2 separate regions of the Homo sapiens genome follow, and region 2 is linked to region 1. A link is a contact called in ENCODE Hi-C or POLR2A ChIA-PET data. All regions are on one chromosome and are shown on one strand. The core of a region is the stretch at or near the end of the contact, and the rest is flanking DNA. Distances in the headings are between cores, read along the strand shown. Region 1 holds the start of DNAAF1 (dynein axonemal assembly factor 1). Region 2 overlaps COTL1 (coactosin like F-actin binding protein 1).

The links. Hi-C counts contacts between places; a loop is a spot of excess contacts on that map. ChIA-PET counts read pairs that join two places held with the same protein, here RNA polymerase II (POLR2A). Pooled maps may share reads with other maps.
Region 2: a loop to region 1 is called in a map with no recorded cell type, with 5 times the contacts of the local background. The contact joins the enhancer-like site here to the promoter of DNAAF1 in region 1. A Hi-C loop is called at or near these places in 2 of 37 single-sample maps with no recorded cell type and 2 of 50 pooled maps. POLR2A ChIA-PET finds 5 or more read pairs at or near these places in 1 of 52 experiments (activated B cell).

What each region holds. Positions count from the first base shown.
Region 1 is chr16:84,142,881-84,147,292 of GRCh38, forward strand. It overlaps DNAAF1 (dynein axonemal assembly factor 1), which reads left to right and starts at 2,428. Exons shown (of 12, transcript NM_178452.6): 1 at 2,428-2,684. The coding sequence starts at 2,561. HSDL1 (hydroxysteroid dehydrogenase like 1) reads right to left here and starts at 2,297. Exons shown (of 6, transcript NM_031463.5): 1 at 2,200-2,297. RefSeq lists silencers at 1,722-1,771, 1,822-1,871, 2,032-2,481.
Region 2 is chr16:84,590,856-84,595,625 of GRCh38, forward strand. The region is part of intron 2 of COTL1 (coactosin like F-actin binding protein 1); the gene reads right to left. Among named protein-coding and RNA genes, the nearest start is that of COTL1, 25 kb to the right of the region's middle. RefSeq lists an enhancer at 3,037-3,336. Within about 2 kb of position 3,521, at least 18 of the 41 ENCODE cell types and tissues checked have a DNase peak (open chromatin) inside an H3K27ac peak, as active enhancers do.

The sequences.
Region 1 (4,412 bases), core at 1,178-3,677:
TATGACAAAGTTAGCATTGGTGTATCAAGACTTTTTGGGATGTCTTTACCTTCACTGCCAATTTTTGGTATAGGACTAAACGCACAATGAAGCTGAGCCTAAAGAGCAGCAACATGGAATTAGAAACCTGGATTCTCATCCAAGATCCAACACTCTTCACCATCATGTCTGTATTTATGCAGTAAGAATTAAAATATTCAGAGTACCCCACTCCTAGGCAGATACCCAAGATAATTAGAAACTTTTGCTCACATAAAAACTCCTGCTTGCATGTTCACAGTGGCCTACTCACAACTGCCAGAAGGCAGAAACAAACAAAATGTCCATCAACAAATGAATGAATAAGCAAAATGTGGTGTTATCCACACAAAGGAGTATTATTCAGCCATAAAAAAGCATGAAGTACTGATACATACTACAACATGGATAAACTTTGAAAACATTATGCTAAAGGACAGAAACCAAATACAAAAGGCCGTATGTTGTATGTTTCCACTTGTATGAAATGTCCAGCATAAGCAAATCCATAGAGACAGAAGATAACTTAGGGCTGCTGAGGGACAGGGGGAGAAAAGAGGTATGACTGTTAATGGGGTTGGGGTTTCTTTTGTAGGTGATTAAATGTTCTGGAATTAGTTACTGGTGATGGTTGCATAGCATTGTGACTATAGCAAGAACTACTGAGTTATACACTGTAAAATGGCTAAAATGATAAATTTTATGTCATGCGTAAGTCATTTCGATTTTTGAAAACCTACTTTAAAAAAAAGTAGCACCAATATGTTCAACTCTGTTGCCCTAGAATATTCCAGCAGTGATTAAAACCACAAACTTGGCCGGGTACAGTGGCTCATGTCTGTAACCCCAGAACTTTGGGAGGCCAAGGCGGGCAGATCACTTGAGGCCAGGAGTTCAAGGCTACCCTGACCAACACAGCGAAACCCCGTCTCTACTAAAAAAAAAAAAAAAAAAATTAGCTGGGTGTGGTAGAACGTGCCTGTAATCCCAGCTACTCGGAAGGCTGAGGCAGGAGAATCACTTGGGCCCGGGGTGCGGGATGGCGGGCAGAGGTAGCAGGAGCTGAGATCGCAGGCACCATTGCACTACAGCCCGGGCGACAGAGCGAGATTGTCTGAATCAATCAATCAATCAACACCCTCCCCCTCCCCCTCCCTCTCCCTCTCCCTCCCTCCCTCTCTCTCTCTCTCTCTCTCCTGTGGCGGTCAGAGTAAAATTGAGAGCTCACTTTATGCAAAAGACTCTGCTAAGTGCTTTATTCCTATTGTCTCACTTTATTCTCTCATTAATCTTATAAAGCGCAGTCAGACTCTCCCGTTTATAGATGGGGAAATTGAGTCTTATAGATGTAAAGTCGCACACCCAAGACCCCACAACTCAGAAAGGGGCTACCTGCAATTCAGATGGAGGTATAGCAAGGCGCAGAGTCCTGTCCAGGGAGCCCACTGTGAGACCCCCCGACTGCCTCGCAGTCACCTGTACACATCATGTTGGGATCGCCGAGGGGCGCTGCAGCGATCCGGTTTCTGGGGCTGCGTCTGGGTGGCACGTTCAGAACGGGGACCTGCCTGGTTCTTCTTCCCAGCCCTTCCCCTCCAGCACCCGGCAAGGCCCAGTCAACACGAGCAAACTCGGAAATCCTGGCTGAACCCACGACCGCTGCATATTTCCATTTTAGAAAAACACGGCAACAACAACTCAAACCAAATCGTTCAGAAATGAGAATAAAGAAGCACCGACAAAGGAGGCGATTGCTGGGGCCGCTCGGGGGAGGAGCCGGGTGAGAGGCTGCAGGGAGGGCAGGGCATGCGCCGGCGACAACGGGGTTCGCGGTTTGGGGGGCAAGGCCCGGGGGAAGAGAGAGAACAGGGGTGCAGCGCCGCGGCGGGGGGCGTGAGGATGGAGCCGGGGGAAGGGGGGCTCTGAGATGTGAAGGGGCGGGGCTGGGGCTTTTTGGTCTGAAGGAAGGAGTCTCACGGGACGGAGGGACGAAGATTTCCTGGGGTCAGGGGCGCCAAGGGGCTTCGGGGCCGGATGCAGCGGAGGGGGCCCGGGGCCTGGGGGGCGTGGTGAGAGCTCAGAGGGGTCTCGCCAAGCAGCCGGCTGGCGCTGAGGGGACCGAGGAGGGGTCTGGGGCGAAAGGACCGCGAGAGGGCGCCCAGGGCGCGGGGGGCGCGGTACCTGCAGGCCGGCAAAGTCTTCCAAACCGGTCCCGCCAGACCCGCGCGGCCGCCGCCCCCGTCTCGGCCGCCGGAGCTGCTGCCGCGCCGCGCCCTCACGTGACCCGCGTACGCGCCGGGGGCGGAGCCGTCTCAGACCCGCCCCCACCCCCCGGCGTCCCCAGCGCGCCGGTCCGTCCCGAGTGCGCGTGCGCAGCGGTTGCCTGGGCGACCGGGGAAGCGTTGGGCTGTAAAGACTAGGGCGCCAGCGGCTGGCGAAGAAGGAAAGAGGGTACTCTCTGGCTGGGCTGGGGCCGTAGCGACGTCCGCCGCGAACCTGGGCCCCCCAAAGCTGCGGGGCGTTCGGTGTCGCCGAAGTAAACATGCACCCTGAGCCCTCGGAGCCTGCGACAGGTGGTGCAGCAGAGCTGGATTGCGCGCAGGAGCCCGGCGTGGAGGAGTCTGCGGGTGACCACGGGAGCGCAGGCCGAGGGGGCTGCAAGGAAGGTGCCGACTGCCCCCCAGGGAGGGCGGTGGGCGAGGGGCAGACACGGCTAGGCGCTCCAGCCCCCTTCCCACACCACATACCCGATCTTCACAGCCAAATAATAACAATAATAATAATGGTAGCAAGCAACGCTCTGCAGTAGGGGCTTCTCTCGCCATTTCGTACTGAGGAGGAAACATACTTAAGAGGTTACAAAACTTGCACCAAACAGATAACCCTCGGCTAGTCAGTGACAGAAGAGACTTGGCCGGGTGCGGTGGCTCAACGCCTGTAATTCCAGCACTTTGGGAGGCCGAGGCGGGCGGATCATCAGGTCAGTCAGGAGTTCGAGACCAGCCTGGCCAACATAGTGAAACCCTGTCTCTACTAAAAATACAAAAAATGAGCTGGGCGTGGTGGCGGGCGCCTGTAGTCTCAGCTACTTGGGAGGCTGAGGCAGGAGAATCGCTTGAACCCGGGAGGCGGAGGTTGCAGTGAGCCAAGATCTCGCCATTGCATTCCAGCCCGGACGACAGTGGGAGACTCCGTCTCAAACAAACAAACAAACAAACAAGCAAACAAAACCCACCAGACTCAGGCCCAGACAGTCTGGGTCTCCAGAGCCCCAGCCCTAACCCACCACGCTATTCTCCCTGGTCCCAACTTTGATGCTTTAAATGTGTCCCTTTATTGCTATCACTATGTAAGATCAAAGGCTTTCTCTCCCTCCAGACTGCATGTTGTGTCAGGGCAAGACATCTTGATTGAATTTGGAGTCTAGTCCAGTGCCTGACCTAGGGTAGAGAGTCCGAATGAAGACTTGGTTCTGGGGTCAGTGTGTGATCCCCTCACCAAAGTTTGCCAGAATGGACTTGAAAGATAACCTTCATGGCCAGGCACGGTGGCTCACGCCTGTAATCCCAGCAATTTGGGAGGCAGAGGCAGGTGGGTCACCTGAAGTCAGGAGTTCGAGACCAGTCTGGCCAACATATTGAAACCCTGTCTTTGCTAAAAACACAAAAATTAGCAGGGCGTGGTGACGTGCTCCTGTAATTCCACTTACTTGGGAGGCTAAGGCAGGAGAATTCCCTGAACCCCGGAGGCAGAGGTTGCAGTGAGCCAAGGGGGAGGCTGAGGCTGCAGTGAGCCAAGATCACACCACTGCACCCCAGCCTGGGCAATGGAGCAAGACTCCGTCTCAAAAAAAAAAAAGGAAAGAAGGAAGCCTGGCTTCAGCTTCTGCTCCCACTAGACTTGGTGCCCTAAAGGAAACCTTTTAGTGATTACATTAAAAAACCACTTGATTTGTGTTCCAGTTTCTGAACGCAGGCAACAAATAAACCAGCTGATTTGTGTTCCAGGCAACAAATATATCTTAAGCATCAACTGTCCAGATGAACCTTGTATGAGGAGCCATAGGGAACTGGCATTACTCAGTGGAAAGACACTGGTCTTGGAGCCATTGACACTGGGTTCAAGTTGAGGCTCAGCAGCTGGCCAGCTTTATGGCTGTTGGCCCAGAGCTTAACCTCTCGGAGCCTTAGTCTCCTCATCTGTAAGCTGGAATAATTATACAGGAGTATAAGGAGAGAATTATAATTAAATGTCCCAGCATATAGTGGGCCATTATTAAATGGTAGCTCTTGTTATTAATTACATATTAATATTTATATATTGAGCGCTTATTCTTTATTTTTTCCACAAACATTTATCTGTTGCTTCCTGTGGCTGGGCATTCTATGCAAAAT
Region 2 (4,770 bases), core at 2,271-4,770, 450 kb after region 1:
GGGTATGAAGAGGAAACAAAGAAAATGGCTCTTAATTTGGCCCGGGATATGGCTCCGAGGATATTTCACTTATGACTAGGGCAATTAGGTCAACAATGAATTCTGAACACATTTCCATTGGCTGTGTTATGCTTGTTCTATCTTATATAGTCATTTTTATTAAAATGGCTTTGAGGGCTATTTTGTTCCATTGATCCACATTAAGTTTTATTTCAATGCCACACTGTTTTTATTATCATGACTTTAAAATTTGTTTCACAATCCACTATGCTAAGTTCCCCCACCCTCCACTGCTCTGTATTATCAAAATATCATTTGATATTCTGGAATTTTTTTTTTTTTTTTTGAGACAGAGTCTCGCTCTGTCGCCCAGGCTGAAGTGCAGTGGCGCGATCTCGACTCACTGCAAGCTTGGCCTCTAGGGTTCACACCATTCTCCTGCCTCAGCCTCCCGAGTAGCTGGGACTACAGGCGCCCACCACCACACCTGGCTAATTTTTTGTATTTTTAGTAGAGATGGGGTTTCACTGTGTTAGCCAGGATGAATCTTGATCTCCTGACCTTGTATTCCACCCGCCTCAGCCTCCCAAAGTGCTGGGATTACAGGCGTGAGCCACCGCGCCCAGCCTGATTTTTTGAATTTTTAAAGTGATGTGTGTATTGGCCAGGTATGGTGGCTCACCCCTGTAATCCCAGCACTTTGGGAGGCAAAGGTGGGAGGATCACTTCAGCCCAAGAGCTTGAGACCAACCTGGGCAACATGGAGAAATCACCTCTCTAAAAAAAAAAAAAAAAAAAAAAAAAAAAAAACCAAAAAATTAGCTGGGCACGGTGGCAGGCACCTGTAGTCCCAGCTACCAGGGAGGCTAAGGTGGGAGGATCACTTGAGCCCAGGAGGTTGAGACTGCAGTTGAGTAGAGATTACGCCACTGTACTCCAGCCTGGGTGGCCAACTGAGACCCTGTCTCAAATAAAATAAAATAAAATAAAATAAAATAAAATAAAATAAAATAAAATAAAATAAAAATATGTGCGTGCATGTGTATGTGTGCATTGCATGTGTGTGCGTGTGCATGCGGGTGCATGTGTACCCCACTAGGATAAACCAAAATTGTTCAACATCAGCTCAACTGGCATCTGGGGCCAGATCATTCTCTCTGGTAGGAACCATCCCGTAAATTGCAGGGTGCTGAGCAGCACCCCTCACCTGGCCCCACCAGTTATGACAAACAAAAATGCCTCCATACATTGCAGATGTCCTCCAAAGGGGGCAGAACACCCCCAGTTGAGAACCTCTGCTGTAAACCGTTGGTGTCCCCATTTAATTGGGACCCCTTTTGTGTTTTCCAACAAAGTTCTGTGCCTCTTGAGGGGATCACATATCCTTATTCAGCTTACTTCACAAACAGTTCATATTTTAACTGCCATTATCACCAAGATCTCATTACAATTCCTAAGTGGTGGTTGCTGGCACATAGGGATGCCACTGGTTTGGAGTCATTCACCTTGTATTAGCCACTTGCATAAACTGATGCTCTCTCAGGGCGTTTAGTTGCTGGTGTGAGGGTTTCTCAGGCACCTAATGATATCGTAGAGCGATATGTTTGCTTCTCAAACATTGTGTGGATTTGAATCACTGGGGAAATCTTAAACGCAGCTTCTGATTAAACAGCTCTGGGGTCTACGCTTCTAAGAAGCTTCCCAGTGATGCTGATGCTACTGGTCAAAGGATCACACTGAGTTAAAAAAAAAAAAAAAAATCAATCTGCGTTTCTTCCTAGAATCTAAGTACGTCCCTGCAGAGTCCCGCACGAAGCATGTAGGTTAGCACCAAGACCCAAGGACACAAACCACCTGTCTACAGGAGATACTGGCCTGCAGCTGACAAGCTCACTTCCTGGTGATTATCTCAAAACCGGAGGGGGTAACCAGCACGTTCGCCTTCAACAAGAAGCCGGGTGGTCTAACGGGTCATCCATTTGTCCCCGGGAGCTAAGGAACACGCAGCTCTCAGCAGACCATGAATGCGTGATCCTAGCTGCAGTCCAGGGTCAGGGACTCCACAACACTTACTTCTTAAAGGAAACTGATCGTCATCACCACTCACATTGGCACACCACTTTTCAGTTTACAAAACATGCTTCTATTTCATCTCATTTGGTCTTTGTAACAACGCTGGGAGGCAGATGAGGTAGAGACGTCATGGCCACTTTCATCATCAACATCCAAATCACCTTCATTGATAAGGGCTGGAGGCTCAGAGGCCACGTGATGTGGCCAGACTCTCAACACGAGGCCAGAGCCAAGGGCCTGGACACCTTGGGTGTGTGTGCTCAGCCCCCTTTCTCCAGGGAAATGCCCCACCAGGCCATGGCTATCTGGGGGTCAGTAGGTAACAACGCAGCAGGGATAGAAGGAAGGATGGTCTCAGGGACACTGCGCAGGTGAATCCACAGGGCCTGGTGACCAACTGGATGTGAGAAGGTGAGGACAGAGGAGTCCAGGGCACAGGAGACCCCGAGGGGTGAGGGCCCCACCTCCCATGCCCCGGGGACTGTGCCTGAATTCCCAAACATCAGCCTGGGCTGCCTCACCTGTAAAACACGTTCTTTTCTTTATTGAGATAAAAGTCACATAACAAAATTCACCATTTTAACCACTTTTTTTTTTTTTGAGAAGGGAGTCTCGCTCCGTCGCCCAGGCTGGAGTGCAGTGGCGCGATCTCGGCTCACTGCAAGCTCCGCCTCCCGGGTTCACACCATTCTCCTGCCTCAGCCCCCCGAGTAGCTGGGACTACAGGCGCCCGCCACCACGCCCGGCTAATTTTTTGTATTTTTAGTAGAGACGGGGTTTCACCGTGGTCTTGATCTCCTGACCTCGTGATCCGCCCACCTCGGCCTCCCAAAGTGCTGGGATTACAAGCGTGAGCCACCGCGCCCGGCCATTTTAACCACTTTAAAGCATCCAATTCAGTGGCTTTAAGGACACTCACAATGTTGTGCCATCATCGCTACTATCTAATTTCACCACTCCAACGAGAACTCCCGTCCTCAAGAACAGTCACTCCCCATTCTCCACCCCATTCCCCCAGGCCCTGGCAGCCACTCTTCCACTTTCTGTCTCTATGGATTGGCCTGTGCTGGACATTTCATTGAAATGGACTCATATGCTATGTGGCCTCTGCGGTCTGGCTTTCACTCAGCGTCACATCTCCAAGGATCATCCCTGCTGCCGCATGTGCGGGTCACCACTTCATTCCTTTTATGGCTGAACAGCACTCCATTGCATGGAGAGAGCACATTTTGCTTATCAGTGCATCAGTTGATAGACATTTGGGATCCTTCCAAAATGGGGTGATTTCACGCCTCCCTTATCAGTTGACCATGATGACTGAAAGTGAAAGCTACAAAACCCACCTAGCCCATCAGGGTGGAACCTCCAACCTAAAGCTCCTGACACAGGGCGGGGCTGCCAGGTGGCCACAGCGCACAGGAAACGAGACTGGTGCAAGAGATGGCAGTTCCTCACTTGTAAGGTGCAAAGTGCGCAGCCACAGGCGGCTGGTGCAGACTTGGAGTGTGGGGGAGCAGCGCTTTAGCTCGAGAGCATTTCTCAGCAGTCCCCGTGGTGTCTGGGAAGCCAGGGCTCTGTTTTGAGGAGTGTCGTCAGAGCATCAACACCAAAGTGCTTAATTAAATGGCAGCCTTGACCTGAGGGGGAGGAGGGGCTGAACATCCGCCTCCGACTGCATTTCACAAGCAAAAGAACACGGTGAGTGTGTTTCCATGGTAACCGCTCTCGGGTTCCCATTTCCACATTGGTCAGCCCGGACTTGGATCCAAACTACCCATCCCTGGCCCAAGCCTCCATGGAGGTAAGTTACCAGCCCTGCTTTGGGCCAACGCAGTTTTTGGGGACCTCAACCATGTGTTCAGCCCATGGCCAAGGCTTCGGGCTGAGCCAGCTCTCCCAGCCTCTCTCTCTTCTCAGTGTCGCCCCCTCCCACGGCTCTGGCTGGCTCCTCTGCGGAGCTCCATGGCTTTTCCAGCGTCTGCCCTCTCTGCTGGCTGCCAAGTGCCTCCACATGCCGGCCATGCTCTGCGCACCTCCAACCCTCCACATCCACCCTTCCCCTCTTTCAGACCTCCCCAGGTCTACCTTGGGCAACACCCTTTGCCCCCGGAGGGTCACAGATTCTTGTTGAAGAACCACAGGCATTGTCCCTGTGTCCCAAGTACCAGCCCAGGGCCTGGCACAAGATAGATGTACAATAAGTAAGTTACACCCACAACCCCAAGGACACTGGGAACCTTCCAGAACCACAGCCTGATGTCATTTAAATGATCGTGGGGGAGCGGGGTAAAGAGGGACGTGGTTTGCTAGGTGACTGCTGCGTGCTTATCCGACAATGGTTTGGTCAACAAGATTGCTGACAGGCCTGTTTTTGAAAATCCGAGTCACGTTATGCTTACAAATGTTTGCTGCTAGAGATCTGGCACGACAGTGACGGGTCAGCTGAGTCGGAGACGGAAAACCTGTTGGTCTGCGCACCGTTTTTGCAGCTGCCCGGCAGACTGGAGGCCTCTCCCCAACCCTGCTCACCCTGAAGGAGGTTCTCGGTCCCTTTTGACCTCACACTGGGCAGTGGAAGGGGAATCGCTAGTTCTTCATCCCTGGTTTAGTTACTTTCCCTCTTCTGAACAAATTGGGTCCACAAACCCCAGTGGCAGTCACAGCCCCACATCAGCAGTGGGGAGCCCTAGGCTCCCT